Regions from separate parts of the Homo sapiens genome. Here region 2 is linked to region 1. A link is a contact called in ENCODE Hi-C or POLR2A ChIA-PET data. All regions are on one chromosome and are shown on one strand. The core of a region is the stretch at or near the end of the contact, and the rest is flanking DNA. Distances in the headings are between cores, read along the strand shown.

Region 1 (5,412 bases), core at 1,014-3,513:
TTCTTGACATAGTCTCATTCTGACACGCAGGTTGGAGTGCAGTGGCACGATCTCGGCTCACTGCAACCTCCGCCTCCTGGGTTCAAGTGATTCTCCTGCCTCAGCCTCCTGAGTAGCTGGGATTACAGGCATGAGCCCCCACGCCCAGCTAATTTTTGTATTTTTTGTAGAGATGGGGTTTTGCCATGTTGGTCAAGTTGGTCTAGAACTCCTGACCTCAAGAGATCTGCCCACCTGGGATTACAGGTGTGAACCACCACGCCTGGCCTGTCTGCTCTTTCCCTGAGTTTAGTGCACATGTCTCCTCCTCCAGGAAGCCTTCCCTCACCTTGTCCTCCAGCTGGGGTTCTGGTGCCTCCTCTGGCTCCCATGGCCCTCTGTGCAGGCCCATCCCTGGAGGTCTTGGTGGCTAGGGTGCTGTGTCCAGCTGGACATCATCAGCACCCCTGGCCATATGTCTGGGACACCTCTGGGAACTTACCTAGCTCTGGGTGTCAGAACTGTGTGACTTGTGCACAAAGAGGTGTTGCATGGGGCCCCCGAGTATCTGCCTCACTGTGTCCCCTCACATGTCCCAGCATCACTGACTGCATCTGCCCAGGCCTTTGGTGGTGCTCAGGAGCTGGGGCTGGCGCTTCTGCAGCTCTGACAGGACGTCCTGCCTCTGCAGCCGTGTTCACTGCTACTGTGCCCACCATGATCGCCCGCCCTCCCCTCTGTCAGGTTCCAGCCAGAGAAGGGTCTGGCAGCTCCTGTTTATAAATATCTGCCATGGCCACAGCTAAGTGGAGGGGTCTGGAGGCCACGCTAATTGATTAATTAAACCCTTTCGGTTAATTAGCTCTGTCCCTCCAGGGAAAGAAGTCTAGAGCTAGAGCCAGAGCCTCCTCTGAGCTGGGGGAGGGTTTAATTAGCCTGGGTCAGGCTGAGCCTGATGCCAGCTGCTGGGGGCAGTGGAGAGCCCAAGAGGAGAGTAGTTCTGTGCACTGAAGCCAGTGGGCCACCTAGGGTGGGGAGAAGGAGACTCTCACTTCAGCCCAGACCAGCCACTCCTGACCACCCCGGCCCTGAGCCCCAGAGGCCAGAGGCAGTGGGACCCGGAGGAGGGAAAATGTGTACTCAAGAGGCGGGACCTGTGAGAGCAAAAGGGTGGAGGCTGGATCTGGGAAGATGAAATAGTCTTTGCTGTGATCTGTGTTCCTGCACAGGGGCTGAGGGAGGATCCAGACAGGGGCTCCCAGCCCTGGCTGCTGCTATGCAGGGAGGGCCTTGAATGCCACACAAGAGCTTGGGATTTCTCTGGACGTGGCATGGCAGGTTTGAAGCTAGGGTGGAATCCAATAAAGTTTTGGTTTTAGAAAGATTTCACGGGGCACAGCTGCTCAGGGGAGAGTGGATTGAAGGGACAAGGGAGGAATGGGGGGCATGGAGAAGGGGCCTCAGGTTTCCAGAGAGAATGGAGGTCCATCATGTCTAGGGGCTGGTGGGGAGTGAAGTCCAGCCTGGGCATCAGCCCACGAGCTTGTGCTGAATGGCCCGGGGCCACCCACTTCCCTTCTCTGGCCCTCTCTCCCTCCATCCACAAGGTGCCCGGGGCCGCCAACTTCCCTTCTCTGGCCCTCTCTCCCTTCATCCACAAGGTGCCCGGGGCTGCCCAATTCCCTTCTCTGGCCCTCTCTCCCTCCACCCACAAGGTGCCCGGGCCCACCCACTTCTCTTCTCTGGCCCTCGCTCCCTCTATCCAGAAGGTGCCCAGGGCTGCCAAATTCCCTTCTCTGGCCCTCTCTCCCTCCATCCACAAGGTGCCAGGGTTGGGGGGTGGGAGTGGGAAGGAGATGTTCCTGAGGTCACAGCCTCAGGATGTGAATGTCACTGGCATGTTTCCTTGTCCCAGGATAAAGCACCTTCTTTACCCCCCACCCGCCAGCTCTCCTTGGTGCCTGCAGGCGTCCGACCTGGCAGCGTTCACGTGTATGTGGAGTCCCCCATTTGTGATCTATTCCAGACAGGAGGAAGGAGGGAAAGGGAGGGGGACACAGTGGTGGGGAGGGATACCTGTGCCCAAGCTGGCCCTGGCCCTAGGGAGGAACTGGCCACAGTAGGAGCAGGGAGCCCAGGATACCCCGACCGGCCACAGGCAGCAGGCAGGGCTGCAGTGCTGGCATGAAGCCTGCTCTGGGCCGGTCCTCCAGCTCCCTGAGTGGTTGCCCAAGTGGGAACAATGACCCTTTCACGTCACGCCTCCTCCAGTCACAGCAACTTTGGCGCCGCAGGACAAAGGGGCCGTTTCATCATTGTCGGGCTGGATCAACAGCCCGCCCGCCTGAGCCCTGCTGCCCCCACCCAGCCGGGCCCGGGAAGGGAGGCTGACTGCCCAGGCTGGCCAGAGCCCGGGACGGTCTCCCATCTGGCCCAGCCACATCCGTCCCAGGACCCTCCTCAGTTCCCACACCTTTGCCTTTTGGGCTGACCGCTGGCCTTCTATGAAGACACCTGGCTCTGCTCTGCTCTTTCCCTTCCCCGAGCCTTGGTGTCCCCCTCTGTGGAAAGGGGGCTGGGAGAGATGGGCCCCCACGCTCCGCTCAAGTCTGTGACTCTAAGGTGTAAGCCTTTCTACTTGTAGTCTCTGTCCCCAGCCAGTCCTGGTCCCCAAGAGGGAGCATTGAAGTGGGATGGGGCAATGCCTCCTTGGGGAGGGGTCCCTGGCCCATGGTGGACAGGAAATAGAAGAGGCTTTGTGGTCTGAGTCCTTGCCAGGCCCGTGACCAGCCTTTTGTTCCCAGTGACTTTCCATGATGTGAGCTAGCCCAAGGCCATCTTTGCTCACTCTTGGGCTAGCCTGAGCCCTCCATGGATACTAGGCTGTACAGAGGCCCAGGGGGACAGGGCTCTACCCAGGGTAGACTCTCTTCCCCATGCCCAGCCCTGCCTCCTGCCTTTGCTAGGGCCTGGGGGTTTGGGACCCTGAGCCCCACATTTTCTCCCTTCTCCATGTGGCCAAGGTTTGCTGGAGGCTTCCTAGCAGGGAGAGGCGTGGGAGGCCTTGTCTTCCTCTTGATGAAGAGACCCTAGTCTGGGGACCAAGACAGAAACTGCACCTCTCACCCTGCATGGTCAGAGCTGGGTCAGGAAAAATGCCTGAGAATCCAGCCATTGAGGACCCAAGCCACATCCTCGGAAATAGGGGCTGTGGGACAGGCTGGTGGCCTCCTGGAGGGTGCTCACAGCCTTGCGCCTGCAGATGGCAATAGTGTTGATAACTCATCACCCAGGGGTGAGTAGGGAAGCTCAATTTGCTGAGCCCCGTGAGAATGCTGATGACTCTCAAGGCTGATGGGTCTGGGGGCTCACCCTGGGCCATCTGCACAGCACAAGCCATCCGGGCAGCCTGTGTTGAGAAGGCCCTGCTGCCTGGGCCCAGATGCCCCTTCTGCTCAATGAAGCAGGGCCCCCCTGTCAACGCAGCAGACTCTACCCTGGTGGGCTCTTTCTAACTCAGGAGTGGACTCCTGATGTTGGGGAGGGGGAAGCCAGGGGCGTCTGGGTTCCACAGTCTTCCCCACTTTCCAGATGAGAATCCTGAGGCTCAGAGAGGTCAAGTGACCTTCGAAACCACACGGCAGGTGAGGGGCAGAACAGAGACTCAGCAACTGGGTCAGGATGCAGCTGGGGTCAGGCTGGTCACCACAGGGGCCTGGTCTCAGGGTGACCGCCCTGGGTACTGGGCAGTACACAGCCACTGAGGGCAGACATGGCTGCATGGATGCCGGAGACCTGCAGGGCCAGGCCTGCTCTGCAGTCCCTACGGCTGCCCATCCCCGCAGGCATGGTCGCTGCCAGGTCGGCAGCACTACACACACATTGCCCATTTGCCCTGCCTCACTTCCTCTGACTAAAGCTAAAGACTCACCCCTTCAGGGGATTCAAGCCCTGGCACTTGCTGGCAAGAAATGCCCAGCCCAGCCTCCCCAGAGCGTGCCTGCCCTGTCACCCTCTCTCTGGGCTCCTTGGCAGAGGCTGCCAGGAGCACATGGTAGGGGTGAGGCTGCTCCCCTGGTTTGAGGGTGCTGGGCTCAGCCTGGGCCAACATCAGGCAGTGGGGGGTAGAAGCAGGTGCTCTCTCGTCCAGACCTGGCCAAGGGCCCCTTCTGTCCCAGCTGCCAGTGTTGCTGACACCCCAGCCTCAGAGTCCTTGGTGCCTAAAGCCTCCTCGAGCCTAGTCAAGCCCAAGACCCAGTGAGAGAGTTAGGTGCCGAGCCCCCAGCAGAAGGGGAAAGCCTCAGCTCTGAGCCCAGTTTTGACCTCCTTCAGTTTCAAGGTAGCCGCTGAACTGTGTCCATCCAAGGAACAGCGAGGTCGAGGCTACCCCAAGATGTCTGGGAGAGAAGTGGGAGTTTGGCCTCATTACACTGGGGGTTGCCCTGTCTGGGATCCCTAGATGATCTGCGGCAGCTGCCGTCAGGGAGTGATGGGAGGAGAGATGGGGCTTCAGGCAACTTTTGGATTCAGGGCAGGGCCGCAGCTCCAACATAGCCAACTCCAGCCTCTGCCCCAGGCTCAGGCCCTAAGGTGGCCAGCACCTGCCTGAGCTGGGCTGTACTAGGCAGAGGTGGTTGCTGGGGCCTGAGGGCGAAGCACAGCTGACCTGAGTGTTCCTAGGCGGGGCCAGGAGGCTGAGGCTCTGGATCCTGACTCCAGCTCTGCTCCCGAAGGGCTGTGGGCCCGCAGCCAGGTCCCTGGCCTTTCTGGGCCTCAGTCTCCCCATCTACACACTGGCTGGACTCCTGTAAAGGGCTATTGGCAGTCCAGATACTGTAAGTTCTTGCATCATACCTGCTAGGCAGAATACACCAGCAGGCCCCCAGCAGTCACCCTGCCTGTCCTGAGGGTTTCTGGGAGGGGATCCTACTCTGTCCCTCAGACTCTGTCCTCTGCTGAAGAGGCACTCTGAGGAAAGTACAATGATGCTCTGATGGCAAGGCTAGCCAGGGCTGTAGCTGGGGCAGGTGTCAGGGCCCTCATAGAGGGAGGCTTCGAAAGGCCAGCCTAGCAGACCTTGTTCCACACTCACACGGCACTGTTTATGCTGAAAGCTTTTTTGCCACTCAGTCAATAAAATACTGGGGCTGCTGAAAGTGCAGCAGCCTGGGATAGTGCCTGGCATAGGCAGAAAGCCCCTTGCAGCCCAGCCCCCTCCTCCCACCTTCCCCCAGCCCAGCAGTCTCCACCCCTGAACCTCCTGAGCACCTCCCTCTGTATAGGTGTCAGTCCACTGGCACCCGGTGTCGGTGAGTGGTCGGTATGTGATCCAGCCCTTCGGTCTCTGGGCCTCAGCTGCCACCTGTAGGCAGTAAGTGCATCCCCTCCCCAAGGGCTGTGGTAAGGATCAGAGACCTCTGATGAACAAAAACT
Region 2 (5,412 bases), core at 1,856-4,355, 38 kb before region 1:
AGTGGCACAAGTGCCAGTGAAAGAAGCGTTGACAGTGAAGTGATTGGGGCAGCTTCTCGTGGTGCATCCAGGAGGAGGTTCTTGTCACTATGTCCTTTCGGTTCCTATAATATTGAGTTTTCATGGCTCACATGAATTATCCTTATGACCTTTGTAATAATTCCAAACCTAAATGTTTAGCCAGGTAAGAGACTGCTTTTCAGGGGGAGGTGACACATGAGGCCTGACAATGTGAGGGGGTGGGTGACCCTGGGGGCTGTCCATTCCCACTGTGGCTGAGGTAGGAGTTTCTGCTCATTTAATTCAGAGCAGCTAGGCCAGGCAGCCTAAACCAGGACAGCAGGTGCTGCTGCTGGGTGAGGACAGGGATCCCCTAGTCTTTCCTCAGGCTGCCTGAGTTTGGGCATCAGGGCTGGAAGTGGGATGGGACACCAGCAGGCCTCTCCTTTGGCATTCTTGATGGGGACAGAGCCAAGATGCACACTACCCAGTGCTTTAGTGTGCTCACTGCAGCCAGGCCACCTAGGCTCACAGCCTAGGCTTGTCACTGATAAGCTGTGTAACTTTAGGCAAGTTACTTAATCTCACTGTGCCTCAGTTTCTTCATCTGTAAAATGGGGATGATAAAAGCTCCCACGCTGAAGGTTTGTTGAAGTTTTTGGCACACACGAGCGTCCCGTGAAAGTCAGCTGCCAAGAGAAGCCCACAGAGCAGAGGGTCAATGATCAGGGTGAACCGCCCTGAGCCCAGTCCCAGGACCTCCTGCTGGTCCCCCTCATGTTTAAGCTCCACACCCCAATTACATGGAGGACTTAAGAATGTTCCCAGGGTAGCACCAGGTCCAAGGAAAGGGAATGAGCTGCCTGGTTTCTCCAAGGTCAGCAGACAGAAGGGGCCGCACTGTGGAAGAGTTGGACCCCAGCAAGAGGGAGTTCTGGGAGATGGGCCATCTTTCCTGGCCACTTTGCCCAGGCTGCCCCTCTAGCAGCCAGAGCCCTGGACTCCTCAACCCCTTCGTCAGTTTCCCTTTACCCTGCCCCAAAGCCAGAAGCCATGGACGCTTGTGTCAGGCAAAGCAGTTTCCCTTGTTGACACCTGGCACCTGACACAGCCTGTACCTCTTTGGGGACCTTCTGAGGGGCTAGGACCAGACCTCTGGCCCCTGCTCCCCTGTACAGAGCACAGGGTGAGAGGCAGTGTGATCAAGGAACTGTTTGGAAGGTCAGCGCTCATTTTTCCTTGAATAAATGAAAGTCGTGGCTTCCAGGCCATGGAGTGTGGACCCGGGGAGGCCGCAGAGGTATTTGCCTGCAGAGCGCTCCTCCTCACCCTCCAGGGCAGGTGTGGCCTTGTCTCCAGCCTGGTGAGGACAGGCGCTGGTAGCAGGATAATTCCCGGGCTGGACGGAGCATGAGGCGACGAGAGCAGCCTGCTTGGCTGGGCCCCGCTGGGAGTTGGGCCACTAGGCAGCAGGTGGAAATGGCAGTGGCCTGTGTACACCGAGGTAGCATGTATTTTCTGAACCCTCGTATGGGTATGTGGGGATGTGCTTACTTTTTGTTGTGAACCGACAGGTAAAGATCATATACATTCTGAACAAGGCCACGTGATATGGCTCCAAACCAGTCTGTGCCAGGGGTACTCCCCACACACCCCTTCTGCCACCTCAGATGCTCTCCTGCCCTCCTCCCACAGCTCCCGTGCAGCTGGGGAAGCACGGTGGCACTGTGATGGCCTGTCCTGGCTGCTCTGGGCCTGTGGCCCAGACAGACTCCCTGCAGGTGGCCTGCCAGCCCTCCTGCCTGTGTGTGCCACCAGCCCTGAGTGTGTCTCCACTTTGCCACTTGGATGCCCAGTGGGGCATTTCCATCATGGGGGAACCCCTTCCTTCCCCTTGTAGAGGGAAGGCACACCAGCAGCATTTCAGATTTCCATGTTTCAGCCGGGCGCAGGGGCTCACGCCTGTAATCCCAACATTTTGGGAGGCTGAGCCGGGCGGATCACGAGGTCAGGAGATCGAGACCACGGTGAAACCCCGTCTATACTAAAAATACAAAAATATTAGCTGGGCGCAGTGGCGGGTGCCTGTAGTCCCAGCTACTCGGGAGGCTGAGGCAGGAGAATGGCATGAACCCGGGAGGCGGAGCTTGTCGTGAGCCGAGATCGCGCCACTGCACTTCAGCCGGGTCGACAGAACGAGACTCAGTCTTAAAAAAAAAAAAAAAAAAAAAAAAAGAGATTTCCATGTTTCACTGTCTATGAGGAGTCACCATTTTCTGTGAAAATGAGGTCCTATGCTTTATTAAGAAAATTTGATTTTTAAGAAAAATATAAAAATTTTTAAGAAAGTAGGATTTTTTTTTTTTAACTACATGGAGCAAAGAGTGCCAGACAGCATTCTAATGTACAGAAATCCAAAAAGCATCCTGCTCTCCCAGGCCTTCTCCTGGCTCAGAGTGGGGGCAGCTGGGATCACGTGTGCTGGGAAGGGCCTGGTTGGACTTCTTTCTCCCTGATGGTGGCCACCACGAGGCACCTTGGCAGAGAAGGAACAGGGGAAGCTGAGACCAAACACAGAGATGACACAGCTCCTCTGAAGCTAGGCTGGAGGGGGAGAAACTGCCTTGAGGGGTGTTGGGCCTCATAAAAGCCTGTTTGTCTACTGTGCTGTGAAGTGATCCTCAAAGCTCTCAGAGGAAGGCCTCAACGGGGTGGCACCCTTCATGCAGGGGGCTGGTTGTGAAACAGGTGATGCTTCTCTTTTCAAATAATTTAGACACATTTAGTGGTCACATTCCTACTGAGCTGAAGTATGGGCCCCCTATGGAACTAAGTGGAGTCCCTTGTATTGACGTTGGCCCAGCACCTCACCCACGTTTTCTGGGCCCACTATCTCCACGTTTGCAAATTGGGTTCCTGTGAAAAGTTTCAAGAAAAAAAAAAAGGCAGAAGAGGAAAAACAGGCTCCTCTGCTGCGGCCTTGAGTTTGGGGCCATCGGAAAAAGTCTGGATGAAGAATGATTTTGGCCCTATGAGTTTCACAGCAGCCAGTGGAAACTTCCAGGAATGCTGCCCCGGGCCAGCCAGGGGCTGTTTCCGCTGCCACTTTTACGAGCTGCAGACCCCCTCCCCGGCTGGCTGGCCAGCACAGGGGGAATGTGATGGTCTCTTTCAGCTCAGCTCTGCCTCTTAGGGTGCAGTTTGTGTTCCATGGGCAGCAATTTTTCCAGGCTCTGTCCAGTGACAGAGGGTTCAGAGCCCTCACAGCCCTGATTGGCCCATTTAGAAGGGGCCAGCCACCAGGCGGAGCACCCTCCATGGCAGCTAATGTCTGTGCCGGACGCTGCAAGAATTTATAGCAGCCTTAAAGGGGGAGACTCCCTTCTAAAATGTTTCAATGTTTTATTAAATGTATGAAAGAAAGTTTCCTTTCCACTGGACCAAGGCCCAGGACTTCATGGAGCCCCAGGGAAGGGGGCAAAACCTCTTGGGAAAGCACACGGGTGAGGTTAATCTGACCCTCCTGATGCCTATGGGCTGCACAGTACCGGAGTCAAGGCTGCCATACTCACATGGGCTCATCCATTGGCCAGCAGGGGCCTGGCATACAGTAAGGCACTCAGCCAACCCTAAAGAGGGAAGTGAAATGATGCCAAAGGCGTCATGGCCAGCATGGTCCAACCCGCGCAAGTGATGAGTGGGGCAGGCTTGCTCTGGTCCAGCCCCTCTTTGGGGAGCATGCAGGCTCCCAGACAGTGCTGCCCCTCTGCTGACACTCTATCCAAAGCCAGAGGAGGAGGGCAGCTTTTCCCAGCCTGTCTGGGAGCTATGTCTGCAAGACTGGCCCTGGCCCATGAAGCACATGCAGCTCCAGCAGCTGGGGGCCTTTGGCAGGCCAGGCAGCCAGGTCCGCAGGTGAGCCATTGTGCTGGGTGTGTAAGAGAGGCCAGGAGAGCAAGGGCCCAGCTTCAGGAAGGCAGCATGATCTGCCTGACAAGCACTCTGACAAGCATGGTCAGAGTGAGCAACTGCTGGGCTGCTGAGTTACCTAGGCCATGAGCTTGGTTGTCTTTCGCACTGGGCGAAGGAGGAGAAAGTGGGCTCAGAGAGATGAAGTTGTCATGGCCTGTGATTGCCCTGGGCTGAAGTCCCACATGACATATCCTATAGTAGTATTCGTTGGACTTGGACAGGCAGAGACCCTCCTGGGATCAGGGGACTCACCTCCCTGCCTTTGTCCCCTGCCAGCCTGGGAGGCTCTTCCAGGTGTGAGGGGAAGGACCCAAGTGGAGTGCCATCATTTGTGGGTGCAATTTTCTCACCTCTGGAGTGGAGGTGGTTGATGGTCTCCAGTTGTTTATGGACAGTGCCTGGCTCAGACAAGGAAACTGGTTTTGCTGCAGAACTCCAATATAAATGCCAGGCCACCAGGGTGGGGGGTTCCTGACCCCTTGGTTCTCTTGAGAAATGACCAAAGGCTATGGGACCTGCCATCTAGTTTCCCTCACTGTGTCCCCACCCCCTGCCCACAAACATTATAGATCAGCCATCCAGAGCCAGGAGAAGCAGACATAAAGGCAAGGGCTATCCCAATAGCACCAGAGACAAGGGGCCTGGCAGAACCCCTGGGTGGAAAGAGCCAGCTGGCATTTGGGCAGTGGCTGAGGCAGCCAAGTGGGGACTGGCCAAGGGGGTCCCTAGAGCAGCCTGGCGGCCCTTCTGTGTTCTGACCCAACCACTGTTTATTTTGCAGACAGTCTCCATTCTGGAGCAGCGGTTGACACTGACAGAAGACAAGCTGAAGCAGTGTCTGGAGAACCAGCAGCTAATCATGCAGAGAGCAACACCATGATCAGGGGAGCAGGAATCAGGAGCTCGGTGGATTTGCAGGTGGCAGGCCAGGGATTTGTACCATGGGACTTGGGTAAATAAAGGGGACTGAACTCTGTGGGAATCACATCCATACTGGAGCCCTGGATTTTTGCAGTTCTGCCCTCCACCTTGCTATCTGCACCAGGAGGCTCTCCACCTGGCAGCCAGAGGTCCCCAGTGGGCCGGGCTCACACACAAATGATGCTTCAGACCCGAATGAGAGGACCACATTTTGCTTAATGTAAAGGAGCCACTTGAAAATGTCTGCTCCTTCGGGGTCCTGAGATTGTGGCTCCCCCTCTGGAGGAGGTGGCTCCACGATGCCTTGATTTTCACTCATCATTTGGACATGTGACTGGCTTTTCCTACCTCTGCCATGGTGTAGAAATTGATTGCACATTGATTGGATGAGCCGGGGGTTTTCTCTAAATCTGACTAAAGGCCCAAAGTGGGCCCATCTGAGTCAGGTTTGTTGAGAACAAGCCCTCTCAAGTGGGTGGTGGCTTTTCAGTGGCCCTGATTTCTGTTCCACACGTGTTC

The links. A loop is a pair of places that touch in the nucleus more often than their neighbours do. ChIA-PET counts read pairs that join two places held with the same protein, here RNA polymerase II (POLR2A). Pooled maps may share reads with other maps.
Region 2: a loop to region 1 is called in a map of naive thymus-derived CD4-positive, alpha-beta T cell, with 4 times the contacts of the local background. The contact joins two enhancer-like sites. A Hi-C loop is called at or near these places in 1 of 168 maps with a recorded cell type or tissue (naive thymus-derived CD4-positive, alpha-beta T cell) and 1 of 50 pooled maps. POLR2A ChIA-PET finds 5 or more read pairs at or near these places in 6 of 52 experiments (GM12878, H1, HepG2 and 3 more).

Annotation. Positions count from the first base shown.
Region 1 is chr3:52,036,927-52,042,338 of GRCh38, reverse strand. No RefSeq gene overlaps it. Among named protein-coding and RNA genes, the nearest start is that of DUSP7, 17 kb to the left of the region's middle. RefSeq lists an enhancer at 1,794-2,363. Within about 2 kb of position 2,263, at least 10 of the 41 ENCODE cell types and tissues checked have a DNase peak (open chromatin) inside an H3K27ac peak, as active enhancers do.
Region 2 is chr3:52,075,327-52,080,738 of GRCh38, reverse strand. It overlaps POC1A (POC1 centriolar protein A), which reads left to right. Exons shown (of 11, transcript NM_015426.5): 11 at 4,754-5,412. The coding sequence ends at 4,852. Among named protein-coding and RNA genes, the nearest start is that of LINC00696, 13 kb to the right of the region's middle. RefSeq lists an enhancer at 1,437-2,356. Within about 2 kb of position 3,105, at least 5 of the 41 ENCODE cell types and tissues checked have a DNase peak (open chromatin) inside an H3K27ac peak, as active enhancers do.